2 separate regions of the Homo sapiens genome follow, and region 1 is linked to region 2. A link is an interaction called in ENCODE POLR2A ChIA-PET data of the cell type or tissue named here. Cell type or tissue: OCI-LY7. All regions are shown on one strand. Each heading gives the region's core, and the rest is flanking DNA. Links, peaks and the distances in the headings are about the cores only. Region 1 overlaps DLGAP4 (DLG associated protein 4). Region 2 overlaps DLGAP4 (DLG associated protein 4).

Region 1 (5,369 bases), core at 131-5,130, 130 kb before region 2:
GAAGGGCGGGCCTGTCGTCCCAGCTTCCGCTCTCCAGCATTTTCCTAATGCTGCTGGGGCGCCGTCCCCAGCACTCAGTGGGCACCACCACAGCCTCCCGCCTTCCTGCAGGCTGGCAGAGCAGGCTCAGCTCCCCAGGCACACTTCATTCGACTTTCTCCTCATTTCTTTGAGCAGATTGAAGAGTGGGAACAGCAGCAGGCTGTTGGATCGGGGTGTCGGGGACAAGAGGGTTCATTTCCCAGGAACCCCTGGTGGCCGGAGTGGAGCCCTGAAGTCCAGGTAGGAGGCTGTGCACATAGCCCCCCACCACCCTCTTTCTGGGCTGGGGTCTCCCCAGCGAGGGGCCAAAGGTCAGAACTTTAGAGCCAGGGGCCTCCATACATTTGCTGTGTGGTCTTGGGCAAGTCACTCCTTCTCTCTGTGCCTCAGACTCCTCTTTGGCAAAGTGGGGCACAAGATGGCTCCTATCTCTTCATCCCACTGCAAGAACCTGGAAGCCAAGGCACGGCCTCCAGAAGGGATAACGGGAGTGCTTGTTGGCTGAATGGAGTTGGGGGCTGGATAGACAGGGTAGGCCAGTGAGTGTGTCTGGGTAAGGGCCTATCAGGGAAAGGGGAGTCTGTTTGGGGCTGGAGGCCTCAGCCCAGTAGGTTCCCAGCCTTGAAGGCCAGGCCCAGCTCCCACCAAGGCCCCATGACAGCCTCGGTACTACCAATGCTGATGAATGCCTGGGCGCCAGCAGCCACCCCGCTCAGTGGAATCAGCTGTGATTTATGGGATTGGGGCCCGCAGGGAGCAACTGTCTGAGCTCAGAGAAGCCTCAGAAAAATGGGTCAATGCAGGGCAGGGCTGGGATGGAGGTAACCTCTGCCAACTGGAAAGGCTCAGAGACTGGCTCCTCTGCCGCATAGTCCTGGTGGGGAAACTGAGGCCCATGGAGGGGCCTTTGCTGGCAGAGAGGCCCTCTAGTGGGCAGCAGAAATCAAAAGCCAGAACTAGTGTCCAGTACTGGGAGGTACCTTATAGACTTCAGGGTAGCCAGGGAAGGCCTCTCAGCAGAGGCGACATTTGTGCTAGGCCCTGAGGCATGAGAAGGAGCCATGCTGGTAGGAGGTGAGCTGGTGGTGGGAGCAGCAAGGGCCTGAGCTTGGAGGTGGGACAGAGGCTGGCACGTTCAGGAAAGAACAAGGAGGGCAGGGCACCTGAGGGACTGAGTGAGGGGGAGGGGAGAGGGAGAGGATGCTAGAGAGGAGCGGGGACTGCTCAGCCCTGAGGGGCCTTCTGGCCCTCAGCCCCAGTTTGGGCCTTTTCCTAAGTGCCCTGGAAAGCCTCTGAAGTGCCGGCAGCTCACCGGCTCACATTTTACAAAGACCCCTCTGGCCTCTGTGAAAGTGAATTGGAGCAGCATGTGGAAGGCAGGGAGTCTGAGGAGACGGCTGCAGACATCGTGGCAACGAACAGCTGTGGCTTGGACCCAGGGTGGCCAAGAAAGACCCAAGCCTGGGAGCTAGAATTTGTCCCTGGGATTCTAGTTTAAGCCACTCATCTCCTCTGGGTAGTGACCAATTTTAATGTCTCAAAACTGTGATCCCTTGATGCCCCACACCAGGGCCCAGGAACCGTGTTTCACAGAGTCAGTGCCACATCATACCAACTTTATGATGTGCTCAAGGTCACCCAACTTGGAAGGAGCAGAGCTGGGATGGGAAGCTGGGTTTCTTAGTTCCACCGCTTTTTAATGCCTCATTTGCCCCTATTCCCACCGGAGGTGAAAGCTGCACCTCCTCAAGGAAAAAAAATGGATTTTTGAGGCTACCAGGTACCCCCCCCCAACCCCCCGTTGGGTGAATTTGAACTATATCTGTGTCTGCACGCATGCATGCACACACTTCACTCAGCAGGAAATTTGGGACAGGAGCAGCTTGGGTGCATGTCTGGGCCTTCTCCTTGCTGGGAAACCAGGCCAGAGCTGGAGAGGCCCCAGCAGCACTGCTCTGGTGCCACCCTCTCCCCGGTACTCAGATGCCTGCTGGCAAGGGCACTGGTGGGCCCCGAGTGGCTGCTGGCCCGTGGCTACAGCTGACACACATTGTCTCTGAGCTACTTCATGTTTCTGCCTTTGACAGAGAACCCTCCAGCAGAGCAGTGGGATCACTACTGAGGGAGCTGCCTGCCTGCTGTTCCGGCCATGGGGGTGCAGGGGAGTGCTGTTCACCTTGCCAGGGGAGCCTAGCATAGACCATCAGGAAAAAGTCTGTGCCGGGAGGTGGAACTGTGGGTTTTCTGGGTGACTCGTGGTAAATCAGGTCCCTCTCTGGTCCTCACTTCCCCCATCTGAACAGTGGGAGTGTGGTGGGATAGATTCAGTGATTTCAAACCTAACCTGGTCTGAATCTCTGCTCCCGACTCTTCACTAGCTGTGTGACCTTGAGCAGTTAACTTCACCTCTCTGAGTCTCAGAATATTCATCTGTATTCTTATCCCCATTTTCGTACTTACTTTACCCGACTGCTGGGAGTAGAAGCAGGTAAAATTCTTGGAAGACCAGGCACACAGCAAGCACCCAAGCAAAGTCAGCCTCCCGAAATAATAACAAGTCCACAATGTAACAGTGATGGCTGATGCTTACTGGGCCCCTCCATCTACCACATGCCTCATCTGCACTTGGTCTTCACTACAGACCCGTGAGGTCAGTGCCCTTATTCTCCCCAGTTTACATTTGAGGGAACTGAGGCACAAAAGAGGAGCTGGCCTGAGATCACATTGCTGGGGTGTGTAGAGCCCAGCCGACCATGGCTCCCTACCTGTCCCCAGGTACTCATCTTCCTTTCTTAATCCCCAACCTCCAGCTGCTCTTAGAAGTGTTTTCCAGGGGAACCTGGTCTTGGGAGCCTGGTTGGGATTTCAGAACCTTGGACAGCTCCCAGTGGACCTGGGCCTCGGCTGGGCCTAGGGCCCTGGGTGTGAGGTCCTATTCAGTGGGATGAGACCCTCCACCTCATCTTGGCCGTGTGGAGGCAGCAGGACTCTGGATGAGCCAGCAAAGCTAAGGGTCCCCCCTCCTTCCCTAGGCACATCGAGTCCACTGGACCCAGAGGCTCTTTGGGAGGGGAGGAGCCAGGGCCCTACTTCCATGTCTCAGCACCTCCACACCCCTCCTGGGCCTTGCCATCACCATGGAAACAGGTGGAGGATGCACTCCCAAAGACCCCACTTCAGGAACTTGGGCTTGGGAAGCTCAGGACTAAATTTGAAGGGACCTAAAGTCACTACTGCCTCTGTTTTCCCTCCAGCCCATTATACAAGATGGGGAAACTGAGGCCTAGAGAAAGGAAGGCTGGATTCTTGACATGTCCCAGCTGGAAGGTTCCCAGGTATCAGCTGGCCCCACTGTTCCATTATATAGACGAGAGAACTGAGGCAAAGGGACCATCTTCAGAGAGGTGCCCCCTGCAATTGGCTTCTGGAGGAATCGCTTTTTTTCCTTCCTCACAGGTGCCATAATTTGAAGCATGTGTTGTTTTTGTGTTTGGTATCTCTTCTCCTGCTGGTGGACAAACCAAGGTCAGGGCCATTTGTTTGTGGTCATATCCCAGGGTCTGGTACACACTGTGGCAGATAGAGCGTTGGCTCTGGGGCCAGCTGGCCTAAGTTCAAATTCCAGCTTCTGCCAAGGCTGTGAGACTTTGGGCAGGTCACTTCTCTTCTCTCTCAGGCTCTTCATCTGTGAAATGGGAGAATGATGGCATCTGCATCCCAGGCTTGTTTTGAAGATTGACTCAGATGGTATAAGCCTCAAGCCTTGCCTATGGCGAATGTACAGCCAATGTCAGCTGTTACTATAGTCACCTGTTAGTGGGTGCCCAGGACGTATTTGTTGAATGAATGAGCAGAATCCACCCACCTGCCCCACTGTAAGGGCTTTTCTTCAGGACATCAGGGGCTGCCTCCTCCTGATCCTATTACTTTTTTTTTTCTGAGACAGAGTATTGCTCTGTCACCCAGGCTGGAGTGCAGTGGCATAACCATGGCTCCCTGCCGCCTTGACCTCTCAGGCTCAAGTGATCCTCCCACCTCAGCCTCCCAAGTAGCTGGGACTACAGGCACTTACCACCACACCAGGCTAACTTTTTTATTTTTGTAGAGACAGGGTCTTGCTATGTTGCCCTGGCTGTTCTCAAACTCCTGGCCTCAAGCAATCCTCTTGCCTTGGCCTCCCAAAGTGCTGGGACTACAGGTGTGAGCCACCATGCCCACCCTCACATTTTTTTTCATTCCAGCAGACAATGACCTCTCACCTGCCTTGTCAGAGGGCCTTGAAATTTAGCATAAATTGTAATCCCTTGGAGGGACTTGATGCGAATCCCTGGCCTCACCAAGACCACTGGGATCCAGGGCTCTATGGGCAGAGTCCAAGGACTGACGGCTGTGGGTACCCCATGCTTGTCCGTGGCTCTGGCACTATTGTGGCTGCCTCAGGGGGTTCAGTGAAGAACTGTGCCATAGCCATTGTGCTGACCATGTGGGTGACATAGCCCTACTCACTGTTAGCAGGAGCTCTGCCCTCTGGGACAGGCACTGGAAGCCTAAGCAAGATGCTAGGCCCAGAGAGGAACCATCCGGGACACTCTCCTGGAAGCGGTGGGTTTCAGCCAGGCCTGAAAGAGTGGGACGGATGTTGCCCAGCTGAGATTGGCAGATGGCATTGTGGATGGGGGAACAGAGCCCACAAAGTGGTGCAGGCAGGAAAAACAGGTTGTGCCTGGTGTGTGGTGTGGGATGAGCTGGTAGATGATATATTGGGAGAAGTAGGTGGGATTTATCTGGATTGTCAAAGACTTGGAATGCTACATCTTATACAAGCCCCTTGATTTCCTCTCTCTGTTTTCCTTCTGTCACTTGAGTGTTTTAGGACCCATTTTTTTTTAATTCTATGACCCCAATTTCTACTCTTCCCCTCTACTCCAGTTCTTTCCCATCACCTCTCTCCTCTTAAAACTCATGCATACCCTGACCTTTCAATCTGTTTCTTATGAAGTGAATCCATGCTGAAGTCACAGTGGCCAAAAATGAGTTGTCACAGGGCTGGGGAGGGGTTTCTTGTAACAGGGGCCTTCAGTACCTCGGCCCAAGACAGAGACTTCGGTGGTGGAAACTTGGGCAGCACACTGGGGACATTTGAGAGAACATTGACAGGTCTGTCACTCCAGTGTGTGGTGTGGGCATTTCCAGTCTTTTCCTCCTTCCTGAAGCTTTGCCTGTGCTACTCCCTGTGCTGGGCACTGTCCCTGCCCTCAGAGTGCTCTGTCTGGTTGGGGAGATGTGGTGGTGCAGGGCTCCCAGATCTCCTGGGGGCAGAACCTCAA
Region 2 (5,369 bases), core at 99-5,098:
TTTGGGGCAGGAAGTAGCAGTCTGAGCACATTTCTTGTACACCTGCTGTTTGCCTGGCTCTGCGCCAGGGGCTCCACAAGGGCGCTCATGAAATCTGTACAATAAGCCAGAGGCAGATGGACTTCCCATCCCTGTTTTGCAGATAAGGAAAAGGTAGCTCAGGCCCAAGGCCAACTGTCTCCAAACCGTGTCTCTTCCCACAGCTCAGCTCTGCTTCTTGGAAAGGGAACTCCTGCTTTTAGGGTCCCAAGGGGCTGAGCCTTCTTTCCCTTTAATTAGGAGCAAGCACATTTATCCTAAAAGCCCACAAATCTTGCTTTCTAAGGATCCTGAAGGTCAGGGTGCCAGTTTAGAATTCCTTAAAGGTGGAAGAGTCAGAGGAGCTAGGGACCCTCACACAAGCAGTTTTACACACTGGACTGTGAGAAGGTTCCGGAGTTGTGCTGTGTATATGTCCAGTCTGATAGTAGGCATGTCCACCACTGGGTCTGTTGGAATTCTCAGCCAGCCCCCACCAGAGAGGGGCCCAGCCAACGCAATCAGTCACCCACAAAGGCGGGAAGGGACTTGTCTCCAAGGTGCCTTGCACAGGAGAGCCAAGTGACGGAGGCTAGGACTCATTTCTCAGGCTGCAGCCAGGAATCCCCAGTGGGCAGAGGGAAAGGGAAGGGGACTAGTGCTTACACAGTGGCTACCATGGGAGGCAGCAGTGGTTGGTCCCAGTGTACAGCCAGGAAATTGATGGCTTGGCCGAGGCCTCCCAGCCAATCATTCTCTCTGTGTGCAGCCCACACTCCTCTGAACACAAACTTGGTCATGAGGCAGAGCAACCACATGGCAGGCACAGCCTCCAGGTGCCCCTCACCCTGCTGGTCCCTTGCCTCCAGCAAACACCCAGCATCTGTATGCCAGTTTGCTTTGGCAGATACTCTGAGCCCAGTGGTATGCAGGGTACAATTGTAACTGTAACCGTGTTCGTCATACCAAAATCTGGACAAAGGTTTTGAGAGATTTTTTGCTCCTTTGGAACAGAGGTGGCCTGAGAAATGCTATTTGGACTTTGGAACAGTGGACTAGAGTGACCTATGCTGTCCCTTTCCATTGTAGTAATTCATTTGATGACCATCTGGAGCCAGTTGCTTTCTCGTAAATTTGCTCATTCTCCCGTATATTCATTCTTTTTGTTTTGTTTCAGCACGTTGGTTCTGGATCTTTAATATTTGTTTAGTTTGTTTTGATTTGCAGAGCACTTTCATACACATTATCTCAGTAGATCTTTATCCAACTTTGGAAAGTATTACTATTCTTATCATCCTTGTTTTTCAGAAGAGGAAACTGAGGTTCACTGGTAGAAAGAGGCTTGACCAAGCTCACTGTGGCTGAGCTACTTATTCAATAAATATTTATTAAGTGCTGCTCTGTGCCTGGCAGTGAGCTGGCCCTGGGGAAACACTGACAGACAGAGCTGCCTTAAAGACTTAGTTTCTGACCTCCCAGAGTCTGCAGCAGCAGCACACCGAGATCTAGCCAGGATCCACCCCAGGCTCCTAACCTGCATCCTGGGCCCTCTCCACTTCAGGTCCCTGTAGTTTGGGCCTGTGGCTTAGGTCTAGACTGTTGCAGCCCGTGAGCCCTTATCCTGGAGCATCTTGGTATAAAGCAAGCCAAGGCATAAGTCTCTGCAAACCGAACTTCAAAAGTAACAAAAGAGGCTGGGCATGGTGGCTCACGCATGTAATCCCAGCACTTTGAGAGGCTGAGGCGGGCGGATCACCTGAGGTCAGGAGTTCGAGACCAGCCTGGCCAACATGGCAAAACCCAATCTCTACTAAAAATACAAAAATTAGCCGAGCGTGGTGGAACATGCCTGTAATCCCAGCTACTCAGGAGGCTGAGGCGGGAGAATTGCTTGAACCCGGGAGGTGGAGGTTGCAGTGAGCCGAGATCGCGCCATTGCACTCCAGCCTGGGCAACAGAGCAAGACTCTGTCTCAAAAAAAAAAAAAAAAAAGTAACAAAAGAGGTCTTCAGGAATGGCTTAATTATTAACAGGGTGAGGAAGGGCATCTCAGCAGAAGGCCATCTGCTCCTTCTCCCTGGGGGAACGTTGCCCAAGGGCTGCTTTACCTAAGATCCTTGTGTGAATTTTCTGCAGCCTCCAAATATTTGATTACACTCTGCACAGGTGTGGAGCTCTATGGCCATGTGCTGAGCTGGGGACCCTCCCCACCTCCTTTAATATTAAATGAGATGAAATAAAGTAAGGTCCTAGGATAGCAGGTCTGAAAAGGACTCTGGCCCAGCCCCTTCCTTTCCCATGAGTAGGAACTAAATCTCGGAGGAAAGGGACTTGCCAGGATCCCATACTGAGAGACCTTCCTTCCCCTTCCCCTCCCTTATCAGTTTCACTTAATTTCCCGTCCTTCCTGTAGGAACCCTCTCATCCCAGCTGTACATGGTCAGCATTCAAAGCCTTCTTCAAATCCTTCCTATGCCTCAAAGTCAAGTTTTCCCACAGTCTTCCCTGGCACTCTCCTCCACACCCCAGAGCCCCACAGTGTCCAGGCTTCCTCAGTCTACTCTCAGAGGCTGACTGCCTGTTCTGCAAGGCTAGACCAGCAGCCCTTGAGGAGACATTTCAAAATCTGTGTGCCTGGGTCCTGCCTCCCCTCCCAACCCAGGGAGTCTGATACCTGAGATCTAGGAAGAGGCATCTCTGGATACGTTTTGCTGGAGGTTTTTTTTGTGTGTAAAAGTTATATTTTTACTGAAAAAGCAATACATGTATGTTGGTTTAAAAAAATTCAAACTTGGTTAAAAAAAAAAAAAAAGCCCAATGAAAAATTAGTCCCTGTCCTACCCAGACACCTAATCACTGTGACGAGTCTTGAGGTTTCCTTATAGAAATACTCAGCATCACGTGCAGCTATTGTCAGTAACATCCCTTTTTATTACTTAGACAGTGGCATAGTCTCTCCCTACTTTTCTATACCTTGAATTTTTCATGTAAGTCTCTGTTGCAGGTTATTCTTGGTGGGCACATACAGGTTCATGGCCACCTTTGCTCCTGAGCATGTGGCTTTCCATTGACGGATAGACCACCAGTTGTTTGTCCTCTACTCAAGGATGTTTAGCTTGTTCTCAATCTTGCTGCTGTAAACAGTGCTGCAGTGAACACCCTTTCCTGTGTGTCTCCATGCACGAGTGCATGTGTAGCTGTCGGAGCCATTTCTGCACACAGAATTACTCTTTCCAAGAGTCTGTGCGCTTAAAATTTTGTCATGTATTTTTTAATTGCCTTCTTTTTCATTCTGAAAATGTATATATTTTAAAAGGCACCCCGCCTTCACCCCCAGATTCAAATTTGTTTCCTCCATGAGCTCCTCTCGTGCTGCACCTGCTTAGCAACGGTGAAGCCAGTGAGCTCATTCAAATATTTACTGACCTTGCCGGGCGCGATGGCTCATGCCTGTAATCCCAGCATTTTGGGAGTCCAAGGCAGGCAGATCACAAAGTCAGGAGTTCGAGACCTCTACTCGACCTGGCCAATATGGTGAAACCCCGTCTCTACTAAAAATACAAAAATTAGCCGGGCGTGGTGGTGGGTGTCTGTAGTCCCAGCTACTCAGGAGGCTGAGGCAGAAGAATCACTTGAACCTGGGAGGCGGAGGTTGCAGTGAGCCGAGATTGCACCTCTGCACTCCAGCCTGGGTGACAGAGCAAGACTCCATCTCAAAAATAAATAAATAAATAAATAAATAAACTGACCTCCTGAATCCCAGTGCTGGCTTGGCTGCTATACTCTTGCCCTTCACTGAACCTCAGTTTTCCTCATCTGAATAGTTGGGAGACTCATTCCTGCCTTTCTCATGTCCCTGGCTATTTGGTAAACCAGCCAGTAGGAAGACATCGTGAAATGTATTAAAGTGGTCTTAGCTAGACAGAGTGGGCATGCCAGGGTCAGCAGAGATTCTGAAGTCTAGACCAGTTCCCTGGGTGGGCCGTTGTCAGTCCTAGCAGATGGCCAGGTCAGCCCTCAGGCTGGAAATTTTAGGGCAGCTATTGGTAGGTGTCTCCTCTTGCTGTGCTGAGATACGGTCAAGATCATACTTAGGCTTTTGTTGGAAGAACATACAAGACGAGAGAAAAAAAAAGATCATACTTAGGGGCTCCCGGAATTTGCTCTGCCCTAGGTTGCTGAGACCTCTAGAACCTGTGCAGGCTAAAGGAACTCAGTCGGTAGATCCGAGAGAGGTGGTCAGGGAGACCAGGAGCATGTCTACACTGCCAGCAGACTTTTGCCTCCTCCCCCAAGCCAGCAGGATGGCCCAAAAAGGCTCCCCCAGCAGATCATCTTTGCAGCTCCTTTTTTAGCTCCAGTGGCAGCAGGGATGAGGAAGGGAAAGTTCTATCATTTTTTTCTAATTTAAAATGACATTTAAAATCACTAGCCTAGTGGGGGCCAGGTGTGGTGGCTCATGCCTGTTATCCCAGCACTTTGGGAAGCCAAGACGAGTGGATCACTTGAGCTCAGGAGTTAAAGACCAGTCTGGGCAACATAGCGAAACGCCGTCTCTATAAAAAAATACAAAAATTAGCTGGATGTGGTGGTGCACACCTGTATTCTTAGCTGCTTGTGGGGCTAAGGCGAAAGGATCACTTGAGCCCAGGAGGTCAAGGCTGTAGTGAGCTGTTTGTGCCACTGCACTCTAGCCTGGGTGACAAAGCAAAACCCTGTCTCAAAAAAAAAAAAAAAAAAAAAATCACTAGCTTAGTTCCTCCCTCCTATTTTATCAATAGGAAAACTGCAGCCTGGAGAAGTTGAAGATCTCCTCCCAAGTCTCCCAGTGAACTTGACAGGTCTCAGCTCACTTCTGCTTGGATTAGAAGCCAGGCATTTGACTCTCCTAGTCCTTAACTCTCAACATCTTTCCCAAATTGTTCTAGTCGTAAAGTTTCACTTTGGGGTTAAAAACCAAAGTGAAAGAAAAATGGCAAAGCAGGAAGCAGCCACTTCAGACCCAGCCCAGGCTGAGGGGACACTCTGAGGGACCCAGGCCCAGGTGGCCTCATGAGGAGGGGAGCAGGCCTTTTCCCTACCCACTCCCACCCTTGCTCTGGGAGCCTGGCTGGGGTAGGGACTGGGTGGGGCCCCGCAGGGAGAGGCGCCAGGCTACAGACAGGCAGTGGCGTCCTGGCCTGGCCCACTGCTGTCTGGGAGACAGCCAGTAGGATGGGTTCTCTGGTGAAGTCAGCCCCATGTGGGTGTGGTCCCAGCCGGGCTCCAGGTAGGCCTTTTAAACTCCCATCCTTCCGGGGCAGAGCTGAGCTGGAGCTGGGCTTCTGTCAGCTTGGGAAAGAAATCCTGGC

What was found. ChIA-PET counts read pairs that join two places held together with the same protein. Peaks named below come from ENCODE experiments on the same cell type or tissue, not always from the same donor. Only the 100,000 strongest peaks of a DNase experiment are listed, where the experiment ranks them.
Region 1: POLR2A ChIA-PET joins it to region 2 with 5 read pairs; 2 of 35 experiments call an interaction of 5 or more read pairs at or near these places.

What each region holds. Positions count from the first base shown.
Region 1 is chr20:36,341,795-36,347,163 of GRCh38, forward strand. The region is part of intron 1 of DLGAP4 (DLG associated protein 4); the gene reads left to right. Among named protein-coding and RNA genes, the nearest start is that of DLGAP4, 38 kb to the left of the region's middle. RefSeq lists an enhancer at 1-495. In OCI-LY7, for the core only: no CTCF peak of the experiment used is centred there; a DNase peak (open chromatin) is centred at 2,927.
Region 2 is chr20:36,467,761-36,473,129 of GRCh38, forward strand. All of the region lies in intron 7 of DLGAP4 (DLG associated protein 4), which reads left to right. Among named protein-coding and RNA genes, the nearest start is that of MYL9, 71 kb to the right of the region's middle. RefSeq lists an enhancer at 4,781-5,369. In OCI-LY7, for the core only: no CTCF peak of the experiment used is centred there; DNase peaks (open chromatin) are centred at 811, 2,901, 3,171 and 3,411; H3K4me3 peaks cover 3,824 bases; H3K27ac peaks cover 4,718 bases.